2 separate regions of the Homo sapiens genome follow, and region 2 is linked to region 1. A link is a loop called in an ENCODE intact Hi-C map of the cell type or tissue named here. Cell type or tissue: mammary epithelial cell. All regions are shown on one strand. Each heading gives the region's core, and the rest is flanking DNA. Links, peaks and the distances in the headings are about the cores only. Region 1 overlaps LOC105377944 (a long non-coding RNA gene). Region 2 overlaps TRAF3IP2 (TRAF3 interacting protein 2).

Evidence for each region. Hi-C counts contacts between places; a loop is a spot of excess contacts. Peaks named below come from ENCODE experiments on the same cell type or tissue, not always from the same donor. Only the 100,000 strongest peaks of a DNase experiment are listed, where the experiment ranks them.
Region 2: it touches region 1 in a loop (6-fold over the local background); 3 of 110 quality-filtered maps call a loop at or near these places.

Annotation. Positions count from the first base shown.
Region 1 is chr6:111,637,715-111,646,050 of GRCh38, reverse strand. LOC105377944 (a long non-coding RNA gene) reads left to right here. Exons shown (of 3, transcript XR_942874.3): 3 at 3,166-3,715. Among named protein-coding and RNA genes, the nearest start is that of TRAF3IP2, 36 kb to the right of the region's middle. RefSeq lists a silencer at 3,171-3,465. In mammary epithelial cell, for the core only: a CTCF peak has its summit at 3,300 (motif pointing right); a DNase peak (open chromatin) is centred at 3,330.
Region 2 is chr6:111,563,113-111,571,448 of GRCh38, reverse strand. It overlaps TRAF3IP2 (TRAF3 interacting protein 2), which reads left to right. Exons shown (of 9, transcript NM_147686.4): 6 at 3,757-3,825; 7 at 4,889-5,005. It also overlaps TRAF3IP2-AS1. Among named protein-coding and RNA genes, the nearest start is that of TRAF3IP2, 39 kb to the left of the region's middle. RefSeq lists enhancers at 5,085-5,134, 5,014-6,213, 6,378-7,050. In mammary epithelial cell, for the core only: a CTCF peak has its summit at 5,397; DNase peaks (open chromatin) are centred at 2,878, 3,228, 3,988 and 6,828; H3K27ac peaks cover 5,789 bases.

The DNA of each region.
Region 1 (8,336 bases), core at 264-8,263:
CCAGGTTCAAGCAATTCTCCTGCCTCAGCCTCCCAAGTAGCCGGGATTACAGGTATGTGCCACCACATCCAGCTAATTTTTTGTATTTTTAGTAGAGATGGGGTTTCACCATATTGGCCAGGCTGGTCTTGAACTCCTAACCTCAGATGATCCACCCACCTCGGCCTCCCAAAGTGCTGGGATTACAGGTGTGAGCCACCATGCCTGGCCTGTTTTTGCCTTTTGAGAGTTGGGGTCTCACTCTGTTGCCCAGGCTCGTCTCAAGGTCCGACCTAAAGTGATCCCCCTGCCTCAGCCTCACAATTAGCTGGGATTATAGGTGTGAGCCATCATACCCAGCTAGAAATTTATTTCTTACAGCTCTGGAGGCTGGGCGGTCCAAGATCAAGGCACCAGCAGGTTTGGTGTCTGGTGTGGGCCTGCTTCCTGGTTCAGAGATGGTGCCTTCTTTCTGTGTCCTCACCTGGTAGAAGGGAAGAGGGAGCTCTCTGGGGTCTCTTTTATAGGGGCACTGCTCCCATTCGCAAGGGCTCTGCTCTCATGACCTAATCACCTCCCAAAGGCCCCACCTCCTAATACCGTCACACGGGGTGTTAGGATTCCAACTATGAATTTGGGGGAATAGAGCATTCAGTCCCGTATGCCCTTTTCTCCTCTCATTTGCCTCCTGCTGGAAACTTCTGGCAGCAGAACAATTGCATGGCATACTTAGGGTTCCTTTTGAGTCCCTCTTGCCACAGCCCCAGTGGCCCAGCCATGGAAGGCTCCTGCCCTCAACTCTGTTCTGGGCATCCCTGTCAACCATCTCACAGTCTGCCCCTGCTGGCAAGGAGGGACACAGAAGGGGGCTGGTGAGCAGACACTCCAGGGCACGGGTGCAGATCCTCCTCTCCAGGCAGGGCAGCAGGGCAGCCTCAGCATGGGGCCTTCAGCTGTTGGAGAAGCCAACCAGGCAGGTCAGGCGGACTTGGCATGACTCAACTGCTGAGAAAGCAAGTCGCTGATACAACAGGGACTTGTGAGCTGGGAACAGCCATGAAACTGGACTGGGGATCTGGGGACCTGACTCCTGTCACACCAGGTGAGTCTGCCCAGCTCTCAGCTCTTCCCCTACTTGATTTGAGGCTGCAGGGCCTGGGCCTTCACACCAGCACTTCAAGGAGGTGCCACCCTGTTGGGTTTGATGAGCCTGACCTCCAGCAGAGAGTCCCAGAAGATCACAGACTTACAGGGTATGAGGGACTGTTTTTCAGGGCAAGCCCCTGGTTTTGTAGATGAAGCTGTTCAGAAAATATACTGAAAACTCCCACTAGCTTTATTCCTGTCCCCTACCTCATCCTTGTCAGAATGTCTCCACGTGGAATGGTGTCCAGTGCCCTCTCCCTGGGCTGGCCACACTTTAGGATGCCCCACCTTGATTCTCATGCCCTCTTTTGATAAATGCAACTATCTCAAGTACCTCGTCTTACCCTTCCAAGATTCAGATAAACTCCCCCAGGGGTGGGATGGGACCAGGGTGGGATGGCGATGCCCTGTAGAGGGCAACCTAGCCATTAACAGGGACTTTCTCCAGCCGCTGAATGGAGTCTTGCTCTGTCACCCAGCCTGAAGTGCAGTGGTGCGATCTCAGCTTACTGCAACCTCCGCCTCCTGGATTCAAGCGATTCTCCTGCCTCAGCCTCCCAAGTAGCTGGGACTACAGACATCTGCCACCATGCCCAGCTAACTTTTTGTATTTTTAGTAGTGACGGGGTTTCACCATGTTAGCCAGGATGGCCTCCATCCCCTGACCTCATGATCTGCCTGCCCCAGCCTCCCAAAGTGCTGGGATTACAGGCGTGAGCCACCGTGCCTGGCCTCGTTTGGTTTTCTTAAAACCGAAAACCCTCAGGCAGAATTCTCCACTGCCTCCCCCACACAGGGGAAATCCTGCAGTGTGCCTTTTGCCCAGGCCACATCACATTTCCAGCTCTTCCCCTGGCTGGCTGCTTCCTCCTGAGCTTGCTGCTGACTCAAGCAACTGAGAGGGCAGGGGCTGAAAATTTAGTTAAATGCAGATTCCTAGACTCTTCTGATTTGGGGTGAAACCTAAAAATCCAGATTTAAATTTTTTTTAAAAATTTTTTAGAGACAGGGTCTCGCTCTGTCACCTCAGTTGGAGTGCAGTGGTGCAATCACAGCTCACTGCAGCCTCAATCACCTGGGCTCAAGTGATCCTCCCACCTCAGCCTCCCGAGTAGCCAAGACTACAGGTGCACACAACCATGCCCGGCTAATTTTAATTTTTGAATTTTTTGTAGAGACAGGGTCTCACTATGTAGCCCAGGTTCATCAAGCAATCTTCCCACCTTGGCCTCCCAAAGTGCTGGGATTACAGACATGAGCCACCAGTTCAGCTACATTAAATACATAATATTTTTCTTCTTAATGGCACAGTAATATATGTGTACAACCTAGTCAGTGTAAAAACAATAAACACTACAGATAAAGCAGTGACCCCCCACACACACTTCTCAACATCATACCTTACCAAAGGTAATCACTTATCAACTTGGTTTGTATCTTGGTTTGTATCTTTTTTTAAATACATTTACATAGACATGCCTTTCCTTTACATAAATGAAATCTTACTGCACATATTGTTCTGCATCTTGACTTTTCATCAAACAGTATGACTCAGAGAATTTTTCTCGCTTCTTTTTAACAAATAATATTTATTAGTATGCCATAAGGTGGAAATGGCATCATTTAACCATTCTTCTGTTGATGGATATTTAGGTTATTTCCAGATTTTCAGTGTTACAAACAACGTTACATCCTTGCCCTTTTTATGGACATCTGTAAGGCTTTCCCTTGGAGAAATATCTAGAAGTGGAATTGCTTCCATATTAATTTTAATATATTATTAAATTTAGTATCTCCTGCTGACTTGTTCCATTAAACTCCTTAGTGTAAGTGAGTAATCATCTTCCTATAATCTTCATTTTTAATAAGTTCCAGATGATTTTGATACCAGTGTCCAAGGACCATATTTTGAATATGTCAAGTAGTGGTTTATCATTTGACTATTGCTACAATAATGCTAGGCTTACAGAAATTATTCCAAAACTTAACGGCTTAAAATGACAAGTTGGATTTTTTTTTTTTTTTCTCATGGGTCTGCAGGTAGACCAGGACCCTGCTGTACTTGACTGGACTCCAGGCTCAGAGTTCCAATTTGCCCACGGCAGAACTTGGCTGCAGGCTTCAGGTCAAGTTCAGGTCTGTTTCACAGTGTTTATTCTGGGCCCAGGCTGAAGGGGGCAGTGGCTTCCTGGGAAATTCGTGTCTTATGGCTATCACAGAAGCCCTCAGAGCTAAGTTAAGCCTTTCAAACTTTCAAGACCTCAGAGTGCATCGCGATGTCTCAAATTCCATTGGCCATTCTAATAATGTGGCCAAGCACACATCAATAGGTCAGGACATATTCCCTGTACTTGAAGGGTGGGCTCTGCAATGTTATGACAAAGGGGAGTGAAGAGTCACGACCAAGTCTTTCAATCTCATCTACCGTAGTGGTGAAGGGCACAGGCTTTGGTGCCAGAAAGAAGAGTTGGTTTGAACCCCTGCTTCTGTGACACTGGGGAAATTACCAAATACAGAGTTACTCTTCCTCATTGTTGTGTTGAGATGATCCTCACCAAAAATGAATTTTAGGAGTCAACTTTCATATTTGGTTTAGAGGAAACCAATAGAAGTCAAATGTCTTTTCTTTTTTTTTTTTTTTTTTGGCACAGCTTCCCACTCTGTCACCCAAGCTGGAGTGCGGCGGTGTGATCTCGGCTCACTGCAGCCTCCACCTCCCAAGTACAAGTGATTCTCCTGCCTCAGCCTCCTGAGTAGCTGGGATTACAGGCACGCACCACCATGCCCGGCTAATTTTTTTTTTTTTTTGAAACGGATTCTTGCTCTGTCGCCCAGGCTGGAGTGCAGTGGCGCGATCTCGGCTCACTGCAAGCTCCGCCTCCCACGTTCACGCCATTCTCCTGCCTCAGCCTCCCGAGTAGCTGGGACTACAGGCGCCCGCCACCACGCCTGGCTATTTTTTTCTATTTTCAGTAGAGACGGGGTTTCACTGTGTTAGCTAGGATGGTCTTGATCTCCTGACCTCGTGATCCGCCCGCCTCGGCCTCCCAAAGTGCTGGGATTACAGGCGTGAGCCACCGTGCCCGGCCATGCCCGGCTAATTTTTGTATTTTTAGTAGAGATGGGGTTTCACCATGTTGGCCAGGCTGGTCTCAAACTCCTGACCTCAAGTAATCCACTCGCCCACAGCTTCCCAAAGTGCTGGGATTACAGGCGTGGGTCACTGCGCCACGCCAGAAATCAAATGTCTATTTATAATATGGAGTTTATTAAGTAGATTTCAAAACTGCTTTGCAGCAGCACAGCTCTTCAGTTTTCCTGTGAAACACACATTACCCTAAGTTAGAAAACCAAGTCATGACTCCCTCACATGCTCTTGTTAATATGCCATTCACACCTTCCTTTGTGTTCATTCATAATTGGAATTTAAAGAGATTCACTTATTTCTCACTGTTTTATTCCAAAAGAAAAAAAATACAGCAATTACCATAGTTCCTTAAAAGATTTAAATTTTTAAAAGTACAACCTAAAATTAGATTCATGGTGTCTTCCAGTAATTTTTATCTATTTTCATTTTATTTTTGAACTTTTTATTGAACTATAAAGCATTAATATACATAGAAACATGTTTTTTAATTAAACAGAATCAAAGATTTTTTATAATTACTTTATGAGATTTAGCTTGAGAATTTTTATCTTGAGAATTATTGACAATACTATTTAAATTTTTGATTTTTTCAGTAATTATCCTTAACATCACCCCCACCCCCACCAAATTTAGAAAATCTCATTTGTCTAGAATTTTTTAAAGAAAAAGAAAAACAACCTCAGGAATTCCAAAGTGCTGCTTACCATCAAAATGTTTTCAAAAAAGATGACTAGGCCGGGTACGGTGGCTCACGTCTGTAATCCCAGCACTTTGGGAGGCCGAGGCAGGCAGATCACCTGACATCAGGAGTTTGAGACCAGCCTGACCAATATGATGAAACCCCGCCTCTACTAAAAATACAAAAATTAGCCAGGTGTGGTGGCGTGCACCTGTAATCCCAGCTACTTGGGAGGCTGAGACAGGAGAATCACTTGAACCTGGGAGGTGGAGGTTGCGGTGAGCCGAAATCACACCATTGCACTCCAGCCTGGGCAACAAGAGCAAAACTCCATCTCAAAAAAAAAAAAAAAAAAAAAAAAAAAGACAGCTCTTCACGTGCTGAAAACAGCCTGGTCTGACTTCTCTGTAGACGTGGGAAGTTGCTATGCTTTTAGAGTTTTAGACTAAATGTGGCACTGAAGAATATAAAAATCAACACAAATGTATTAGTTTGCTAGGACTGCCATAACAAAGTACCACAGACTGGGTGGCTTAAACAACAGAAATTTCTCACAGTTCTGGAGGCTACAAGTCCAAGATCAAGGTGTCAGCAGGTCTGGTTTCTTCTAAGGCCTGTCCTCCTGGCTTAAATATGGCCACCTTCTCCCTGTGTCCTCCCTCAGGTGGCCTTTCCTCTGATCACACACATCCCCACTGTCTGTCTATCCTAATCTCCTCTTCTTATAACAGCAGACACTATCAGATTGGATTAAGGCTCACCCTAAAGGCCTCGTTTTAACTTAATGACAGTACCTCTTTAAAGGCCTTATCTCCAAATAACAATCACATTCTGAGGTATTGGAGGTTAGAGCTTCAGTATATGAATTTGTGTGGGGCAGGGGGAAGATACACGATTCATTCCATAAAAATAGATTACAGACAACATTACTTTAAAACTATTTTAAACAGCTTTATTGAGATAGAATTCAAGTACAATTCACTTATTTAAATTGTACAATTTATTTTATTTTATTTTTTTTTGAGACGGAGTCTCGATCTGTCACCCAGGCTGGAGTGCGGTGGCACGATCTCGCCTCACTGCAACCTCCACCTGCTGGGTTCACACCATTCTCCTGCCTCAGCCTCCCGAGTAGCTGGGACTACAGGCACCTGCCACCACACCTAGCTAATTTTTTGTATTTTTAGTAGAGACAGGGTTTCACTGTGTTAGCCAGGATGGTCTCGATCTCCTGACCTCATGATCCACCCACCTCGACCTCCCAAAGTGCTGGGATTACAGGCATGAGCCACCGTGCCTGGCCTTAAATTGTACAATTTAATGGCTTTTGGTATATTCACAGAGTTGCACAACCATCACCACAATCAATTTTAAAACATTTTCATTACCCTAAAAGAAGCCCCACACCCCTTATCATTACTGCCCCAATCTCCTCCCCTCTCCCTAGTCCTAGGCAACCACTACTCTATTTTGTTTCTATGGATTTGCCTATTCTGGACATTTTATTTAAATGAAATCATACAATATGTAGTCACTTGTGACTGGCTTCTTTCACTTAGCATAGTGTTTTTCAAAGTTTATCCATGTTGTATCAGTACTTCTTTTTTATTGCTTAATAATATTCCATTGTATGGATATGCCATATTGTATTTATCCATTCATCAGTTGATGGACATTTATTTCCACATTTTGTCTATTATGAATAATGCTGCTATGAATATTCATGTACAAGTTTCAGTGTAGACATATGTCTTCAATTCTCTTTGGTGTTTGGAGTAGAACTACTGGATCATATGGAATTCTATCTTAACCATTTGAAAATAACTAAAGTTTTACCCAAATTATTGTTATCAAACTATGTAATTGAGAAGAGATATTCCATCTTCATGGATTGTAATACTTTCTACTATTAAGATGTCAGCCCTCTCTAAATTGACCTAAAGAGTCAAAATCTTAGCAGAAGTTTTTGTAAAAATTGACGAGATTCTTACATTTTTATAAGGAAATTAAAAAAACTTAGCCAAAACCATTTTGAAGAATAGCAAATTTGGAGGACTTATACTACCAGATTTGAAGATTCACGATAAAACTGTAAGACAAAGTACTATTGGCCAGATGCGGTGGCTCATGCCTTGTAATCCCAGCACTTTGAGAGGTCTAGGCAGGCGGATCACCTGAGGTCAGGAGTTCGAGACCAGCCTGGCTAACATGGTGAAACCCTGTTTCTACTAAAAATACAAAAAATTAGCCCGGTGTGGTGACGCATGCCTGTAATCCCAGCTACTAGGGAGGCTGAGGCAGAGAGAATTGCTTGAACCCAGGAGGCCAAGGTTGCAGTGAGTTGAGATTGTGCCACTGCACTTCAGCCTGGGCAACAGAGCGAGACTCCATTTAAAAAAAAAAAAAGTACTATTGAGACAAGGATAAACACATAGACCAATGGAACAGAATAAAGACTCCAGAAATAGACCCACATATATATATAGTCGTTTGATTTGCAACAAAGGGACCACTGCAATCCAACAGGAAAACAGTCTTTTCAATATATGGTGTCAAGTCATTTACATACCATGTTGAAAAAAAATTTTTCACACTTATTTTACAACATACACAAAAATTAATTTGAGCTTAAGTCATATTCTTAAATGCAAAAGGTAAAACAATAGGCCTCTAGTGAAAAACAGTGGAATATCTTCATGTCCTTGGAGTAGGCAGAGATTTCTTTAAAATATTTCACCGTAAAAGTAAAACATGGTAAATTGGACCTTTTCAAAAATAAGAATGTATGTTAATCATTTTTTTTGTTGTGTCTCTGCCAGGCTTTGGTATCAGGATGGTGCTGGCCTCATAAAATGAGTTAGGGAGAATTCCCTCTTTTTCTATTGATTGGAATAGTTTCAGAAGGAATGGTACCAGCTCCTCTTTGTACCTCTGGTAGAATTTGGTTGTGAATCCATCTGGTCCTGGACTTTTTTTGGTTGGTAGGCTATTAATTATTGCCTCAATTTCAGAGCCTGTTATTGGTCTATTCAGGGATTCAACTTCTTCCTGGTTTAGTCTTGGGAGGGTGTATGTGTCCAGGAATTTATCCATTTCTTCTAGATTTTCTAGTTTATTTGCGTAGAGGTGTTTATAGTATTCTCTGATGGTAGTTTGTATTTCTGTGGGATCGGTGGTGATATCTCCTTTATCATTTTTTATTGCATCTATTTGATTCTTCTCTCTTTTCTTCTTTATTAGTCTTGCCGGTAGTCTATCAATTTTGTTGATCTTTTCAAAAAACCAGCTCCTGGGTTCATTGATTTTTTTGAAGGGTTTTTTGTGTCTCTACCTCCTTCAGTTCTGCTCTGATCTTAGTCATTTCTTGCCTTCTGCTAGATTTTG
Region 2 (8,336 bases), core at 249-8,248, 75 kb after region 1:
CCTGAGCTCAGGAGTTCGGGACGAGCCTAGGCAACATGGGGAAACCCCATCACGACTAAAATACAAACTATGGCCAGGCGCAGTGGCTCACACCTGTAATACCAGCACTCTGTAAGGCTGAGGCGGGCAGATCACCTGAGGTCAGGAGTTCAAGACCAGCCTGGACAACATAGTGAAACCCTATCTCTACAAAAAATACAAAAAAATTAGCCGAGTGTGGTGGCACATTTCTGTAGTCCCAGCTACTTGGGAGGCTGAGGCAGGAGAATTGCTTGAACCCTGGAGGTGAAGGTTGCAGTGAGCCGAGATCTCGCCACTGCACTCCAGCCTGGGTGACAGAGCAAGGCTCTGTCTCAAAAAAAAAAAAAAAGAAAAAAAAGTTGGCATGGTGGTGTGCGCCTGTAGTCCCAGCTACTTGGGAGGCTGAGGCACAAGAATTGCTTGAACCTGGGAGGTGGAAGTTGTAGTAAGCCGGCATCACACCACTGCACTCCAATCCAGCCTGGGCAACAGAGCAAGACTCTGTCTCCAAAAAAAAGAAAAAAAGAAAGCACTGTGGCAACTGTGACATAAAATCAAATTACACTGGGTGTGGTGGTGCGTGCCTGTAGTCCCAGCTACTTGGGAGGCAGAGGTGGGAGGATCACTTGAGCCCAGGAGTTGGAGGCCAGCCTGGGCAATATAACAAGACCAGGTCTGTAATATAAATAAATACTAAGACATAAGGCCAGCATTTCAGAAAAGATCTTACTTTTTGTCATTTCCAAAGACACATACTGATTGCCCCTGGAGGAGAGCTTAGGTTTTGTTTGTTTATCTTCACAACCAGGGGCCACATAGGCAGAATTTAAATCTGTCCCTGACCCTCATCTCTATGAAGACTTGTGGTAGAAATCACAGAGCCCGGTCCTGGACAGCTAAGTTATTATTGACACATCTAGATCCCCTTAGTGGAATGAAACACTTAATGAGTAATTTAAGGAGAGTGTAATAAGGGGCCTATTACAAAGCTTTGGGTAGGTTTTAGAGAGTCCAATTTTATTGGGGATAGTGCAGTATTCTGGCACTAGCAAAAGCAGGGAGTTGTTACTGCCCCTAGGTCTAAAGAGTCAAAGAAGGAATTCTTACTGGAAGATGAAGAGGATGGCTATATTAGTTTGCTAGGATTCCTATAAAGTACTACCGATTGGGTGGCTTAAGCGTAGAAATTTATTTTCTCACAGTTCTGGAGTCTGGAAGTCCAAGATCAAGGTTTCAGCAGGGTTCATTTCATCCTGAGGCTGTCTTCTCCTTCTGTCCTCACATGGTCTCTCCTCTGTGTGGACACGTCTGTGTTCTAATCTCGTCTTCTATGGACACCAGTTCTGTTGGATTAGGGCCCATACATATCACCTCTTTTTATCCTAATTACTTCTTTAAAGGTCCTGTCTCCAAATACAGTCACATTCTGAGGTAGGGTAGGGAGATAGGGCTTCAACATAGGAATTTTGGGAACACAATTCAGCCCATAATAGTAGCTGTGTGGAGGAATGATCATAACAGGAGCTATGGACTTTGGGAGAGACTTGGAGAAACAAATGGAAGATATCCAGCTCATTGCACCACCCAGGATGTCCACTACAGTAGCTGGGAATAATTTAGAGTGCTTGGATAATAACAATAATCACTATTTTTTATTTATTTAATTTTTTTTGAGACGGGGTCTTGCTCTGTTGCCCAGGCTAGGGTGCAGTGGCACGATCTCGGCTCACTGCAACCTCTGCCTCCCAGGCTCAAGCAATTTTCCTGCCTGAGCCTCCTGAGTAACTGGGATTACAGGCACCTGCCACCAAGCTCAGCTAATTTTTTTTTGTATTTTTAGTAGAGACGGGTTTTCACCATGTTTGCCAGGCTGGTCTCACACTCCTAACCTCAAGTGATCTGCCCCCCTCAGCCTCCCAAAGTGCTGGGATTACAGGCGTGAGCCACCACGCCCGGCCAATTATCACCATTTACTGAGTGCTTATTTCCTGCCTGGCATTATGATAGGCCTTTTCCATGTTAACTCATTTTAGTTCTCACAACCACCGTAGGAAGTCAGTTTATTAACTACATATTACAAGTGAAGATAAGATTTAGAGAGTTTTAGTAACATTTCCAAAGTCATGCAGGTGGGAAGTGGCAAAGCCAAGACAGAACCCAAGCTGTCCGTTTCTTCTCAACCCTGACACTATATTGCTTCTCTCCCATATAATAGCAATGGATTAGTGACACAGTCTCAGAAAGCTACAAAAGCGTTCTCAAGAGTAGTCGTTGGCCATCACACATTTGAAAACAGGAGTCATCTAAACCAAAATAACAGCCATTCCATTTTTCATGTAAAGACACATATTCTGAACTCTGTACTCTATGTATGTGATAGTTCGGTATACACAGGGCATGGTCTCTTTCCGTAGGAGGCTTAGCATCAGGTTGAAGAGACACAGCAGACATAAATGAAACATGTCCTGAATAAAAGAATGTTATCATACGTGTTAATTGTCCAGTATCATTAGTGGTCACAATGGGGTAGAGTTAGGTGAAGTGAGGAAGAGGAGGAGATTGGCATGTGGGAAGGATTCACAGAGCAGGGGGGTTTGTGCTGTGCCTTTAGGGTACAGGGGACTCCAATGTGGGGAGTAAAGTAGACAGGATATGTGAGGAAAAGAGAGGCGAGGCTGGATCATGGATGGCGAGGCTGGATCATGGATGGATCATGGATGGCTTTTCAAGTGATCTGCCTGCCACGGCCTCCCAAGTGCTGGGATTATAGGCATGAGCCATCGTGCCTGGCCTGGAATGACATTTAGGACAAGTAATCTGGGAGCAGTGCAGCTGAATCACGTAACCCCTCCCCAGGGACACTCTCCCTGAGTCACCCATTCCAGTATATAATCCCTCTTCCCATCAAGAGCATCTCGTAAACACACACGTGCACGTACACACACACACACACACACACACACACACACACACACACACACACACACACACACACTCTGCAGTATAAGCCTGAGCCCAAGAAGGGCCTTCTTATTTGGTTTCTTATAAAATAAAAAATAACTGATCTTTCTCCTTTTAAAATATCCCTTCAAAAACTTGAATGCTGATAGTAAATATCAGTCTTTTCAAGGCCTAAGAGTTCTACTTCTGACTTTCATCATAAACCTCTTCCCTACCGTTTCAGTAATTGTTTTTGTGACTGTTCCTTGGCTCTGCTCCAAGTTTCATACAATCCTTTTGAAACATATAGATTGAAACTGTACATAATACCATAATAATGACCTCACTAATGCAAGTAAAGCACCACAATTGTATCTCAGTTACTTGTATGCCACACATCCATTAAAATGTTCCAGAATTATGTTTGCCTTTCAAATGTCTAAATTACAGATATATAATATATGTATATTGCTGGCTTATATCCAACTTAGTGGTATACCGTGTCCCTCAGATTTTTAAAAACCTGATTATTGTGTAGCCATAGATATATTTTGATGTGTATCACAATATCCTAATTATGGACATAACATTAACTACTTAAATGCCTACTAATGTTGAAATAGGGAATATTTTCAGAAAATTATATTTTGTTTTTTAGACCTATGTGCTCCTTCTTGCAAAAAGCATTAGTTAAGTTTTGGAGCTTTAAATGTATATAGTATTGTGTTTTCTTCTGCTCTGCATCTTGAGAGAACCTCTCATTAAGGGCCAACTCCCACATCTTTTTTTTTGCAGATTGACATATTTGAGGATAGAATCCGAGGCATTGATATCATTAAATGGATGGAGCGCTACCTTAGGGATGTAAGTACATTCCAAAAACCAGAGTTTGTTTTCTGGTGAGAAAGACAATGAGCTTATGAAGTTGTTTTATTAAAGAAACCCTGGCATACCCACCTAAGTCTGAAGCTGAGAAAGCCCCAACAAAGCCTCCCTTGTTGGAAGCCGTGCAAAGACTTGGAAAGGAAGGACGGAGTCGCCCTCTTGGACATGCACAGGCAGGAAATAACGGTCAAACCAGACACAGGTGGTTGATAACAATCAGAGGAAACAATCTTTTGACGAGAATAGGAAAGAAGGAAATGAAGGCGGAGAGTGGGGAGAGAGCAGCAGAATTCAATTTAATCTGAGGCCACCCCAAGTGTTTTGTAGAATTGGGCTGAAGAGGTTTCCTAGGCAGCCTCGCAGGCTGCACAGCACACCACCCCCGAGGTGCCCACGTGCAGCCCCGTGATTTGTTCTCCACTGACAGAATCTATACCGGCCACTGGGACACGTTGTGCTTTAACAAGATCGAAATTGATTGCTGCCAGCGTGTCCGTGTCGGCTGCTTCTTTTGGAGGGAGCCAGTGGGGGACGGGAGTCTCAGCAGGCTGGGGTGTTGCACTTTTCCTTTTGTCTGCAGCCTGATGTTTGCTTTGTGCTGAAGGGTCTGTTCCTACTGACTGTGCTAATGTGTACACGCAGAAGACAGGGCAGTCGAGTGCAGTGACTGGCAGCTCAGAACCAGCTGGAGGGAGGGAGGGTGCTTCTTACTGTTGGTGTTGCAGTGCCTTTTTGCCACGACACAGACTCACTCAGTGATTCGGGCTTTCATTAGAGGTTTATTAGTGATGGTTGTGGAAAATGGTAGGCAAAAGCACATCTATTTGAGAGAGCCCCTCTCTGAGCCATTTGCTCTGCATGTTCAAGGTGGGGCTGGGCTGGAGACAGAAGGGAGAAGCAGAGATAAGAGTCTGCCTGAGTGGGGGCCAGTGCTTCTCTTTCTATGGAGAATGAGCCTGGCCCTCCACCCCGTGTGTCAGAGAATGCCCACAGTCCTGCTGGTACACTTCCATAAACATGCCTTTCTCCCTCTCATTAACAGAAGACCGTGATGATAATCGTAGCAATCAGCCCCAAATACAAACAGGACGTGGAAGGCGCTGAGTCGCAGCTGGACGAGGATGAGCATGGCTTACATACTAAGTACATTCATCGAATGGTGAGTGGGGAGGGGATCACAACACCTCACTGTCCCCTGGGGATGGATACCTTGTCCAGGGAAGTCCCATTCTTCCCCAGAGACCAGCTGAAGGCAGCATGATGCTGGGTGAAGAGCTCCAGGCTTGCCATGTCAGGAGAGGAGCTGTTGGTTCTGGCTCCATCTACCTTAGGGACTGTGGGCAAGTCCCTGCACCTCTGGGACTCAGTTGTTCCTATCAGTTGCAAGGGGAGAGCAATCTGTCATCTCTAGGATCCAAGATTCTGGAAAGACGTGCTCTGCTGGCTTGGCTGTTTACCAGCAACTATGAAGTCCTAGGAGGCAGGAGACGGGGTGGTGAGGAGGGCTGGCCCCTGCAGCTGTATCATGTTCTGTGCCCTACCTTTTCAGAAAGGCAGGTGGCGTAGTGAAAGGGACACCTGCTGTTGCATCATGTGGGCCTGGTTAAAGTTGGCTTCCTCATGTACAGGCTGTGTGACCGTGGCCCCACTGCTTAAACTCTTTGTGCCTCAATGTCCCTATTCACAAAATGGGTCACTAATACTTACAGGATTGTCGTGAAGATGAAATGAAATAATGTTTTCAAAATATCTGGTGCATATCAGATGCTCAAACAAGGGAAGGGAGTGTTCTTAGCTCATGACAGGTGGGGAACTATGGGGCCTGGTTATATTCAAATAAGTGGGAGACATTTAGGATATTAAACTTGTCCAGCATGGGATAAAACTAGAACATTCTGACCGAAACAATCACCCAGCGTTGGAACTGGCTGTTTTATGGGCTACGAATCCTCCTTCTCCCCGTGATTATAGAGACGCTGTGAGACAGTTTCTGCTTGACTAGGAGGCGGTGCTACACTTGTGACTTTCAGGCTGTCCTGTGGAGTTCCCAGTGGGTGCCCATATGTGCTGGAGGAGGGGCTGGGTCTGCGCCTCCCACCCCTACCTCAGCCAGAGCTGGTCTGTACTTCTCAGGCTTGTTTGTTGACCAAGGATTCTGAGATTTAAAAAGGCTTGGAAAATCACTGGACTAGAACTGATAAGCTCCATTTCAGCTCTAACACTTCATGAGGGGGAAGGCACCTGGAATGGGCATAGAGTGTCACTAAGATGGGAAGATGGGGAGGGCACAGTCAGGCTGTCTCGGGGCACACAGCTTTACCTCAGGGGAAGCAGATGTAGGTCCCAGGTCTGTCCTGTGGGTCAGCAGCGTGGGAAAGTAGGAGGGTGGGTATTCCCCATCTGAGTCTTCATGGTCTCTGTCTCCCTTTCCACCAAGTGCAGACCACTCACGTGAGCTCACAACCAAACTGAAGGAAGAGCCGAGGCAAGGTGATGAGGTTAAAAAGTGAGGCCAGGGAGTCAGGAGATAAGGCTCCCTCCTCTTCTGGTCTCAACCAGTCTCACAGCCCTTGTACAGTGCCCCGGAAAGGTATCATTCCTGGGAGTAAACTGCCTGAAAAGGTCATGGCTGGCTCGGGGTGCTGCCGGCCCTTGGTTGTCTGATGCATGTCTGCATGGCCTCAGAGCACCCAATGTCCTGTCTGCATCTCTAGGAACCTGCCAGTCCCAGAAGCTGACAGCTGGTGCGTGGGAAGGGCTCGAGGCCTCAGCCAGTTCCTAAGGAAACCTGTCTAGCTCTGTGGGTGTGTGGTGTAGCCAGGCAGTAATACACAGCTTGGCCTCAGAGCTTGTCTGACTGTACCAACTGGAACCAAACTGTCGCCAAACTTGGTTTCTTGGGCCACAATGTCTTGGGCCCTTACTCATCATAGAAGGGGTCGAAGAGGTCAGACACAGAAGTGCCTTCCTGACTGCCTGGCTGACTTCCTGCACCCCTCTAGGCAACAGAAAACCCTGGAACAACAAGAACTTGGCCATGACAGAGGTAGTGCAGAGGTACTGATGAGTAACTGCATCATACAGTGAATTAGTTTACAGAAACTCAGTTTCTGGAAGGGTGAGAGAAAATAAAAATGCACTGCTGCTGGCTGGCCCCTCCACAGGCTGGGCAGCCTAGTGCACAAGCCAAACTTCACAGTATACGGAGTCCTAGAAGTCAAACAAAACTCAGTGCTTCACTTGTAACTTATGCACCCCATCCCCTTCCTTTCATGTGTACTCGGTGCTGGTGTGGTGGGTGCTTCTAGCTGCACAGTACTTGGGTCATTTTAAAATATGTTCTTGGTGTTATCTTATGGTTTTTAGAGAGAGGTGGTTCCGAAAAAACACCTTGTGGAGGATTTGTGTGTGTTGTGTGATCGTGTGTGTGTGTGTGTGCGTATGCAACTATGTGAGAGTGTGTGTTTATGAGGGGTTTCTATGGTGATTTCAATAACCAGCTATCACCACTGTCACTTTCTTCTCTGTTCTGTTATTTCCATGCACAATGAAAACTTCTCAGTTATAAAAATGAATTGGAAGATGAAATGGTTGGAAACACATAATTCCTCGTCTCCTTCTCATCAGATGACTGAAAGCTTTGTGCTGGTCACAGGATTTGGAAGACTCTAACTCCCCTCCTATTGAAAATTCTGATTTTTGAGAGAGTTCTTGGTAGCTAAATCTTCTTGGGCTACCACAGTGTCAGAGCATATTGGAACTGGTGTGAGGAACCTAAAGCCTGGCAGATGGAGCTCTTCGCAATTGACATCCCCTCTCTGCCAAGCCCATCTTGTGCTCTAGTCACAGTGCATTAGTAGCTGGTCCCAACCACATCAACACACTTTCACACCTCCAGACATTTGCTCATGCTGTTGCCTCTGCCTCTGTTTTCCCTACTTGACCAAAATCTTTTCTTTCAGTGCCCAAATGAACCCTCTTTTGTAACTGTCCTTCCAATCTCTGATGTAGAATGGATGGCCCCCATTCTGGGCTTCTAGAGCAATTGTTAATACTTTTCACCCGGCACTCTGGTTGGTAATTTCCCTTTCTGCCTGCTCACTAGACTGCTGGCTTTGTGAAGATAGGGACTGTATCTGTGGTGTTCTGCTAAGCTGGCTCTCCTGATTTGTAGCACTTACCTATTTCCATGGTATAAATACTCTCCAATACCATCGCCAATTTCAAGCTATCAGTGTGAAGTCACTGAACACAGAATTAGGAAGAGATGCACACAACAAGCTTTTGTGAGCTGCTGCAAGCCAGTTCCAGCATACCCTGGAAGGTATCCTAATCCTTAAAACCCAAAGTCTGACATAGAATGTGACTTCTAACAGGCCTCCAATAAACGACTGATGAGTGAATGGAATAGATGTGTAATGGGGAGGCCTTAAAATGTTAAGTGTGTGGCACTCAAGTATGGAAATCAGAATAAAAATGCCATGTGGACG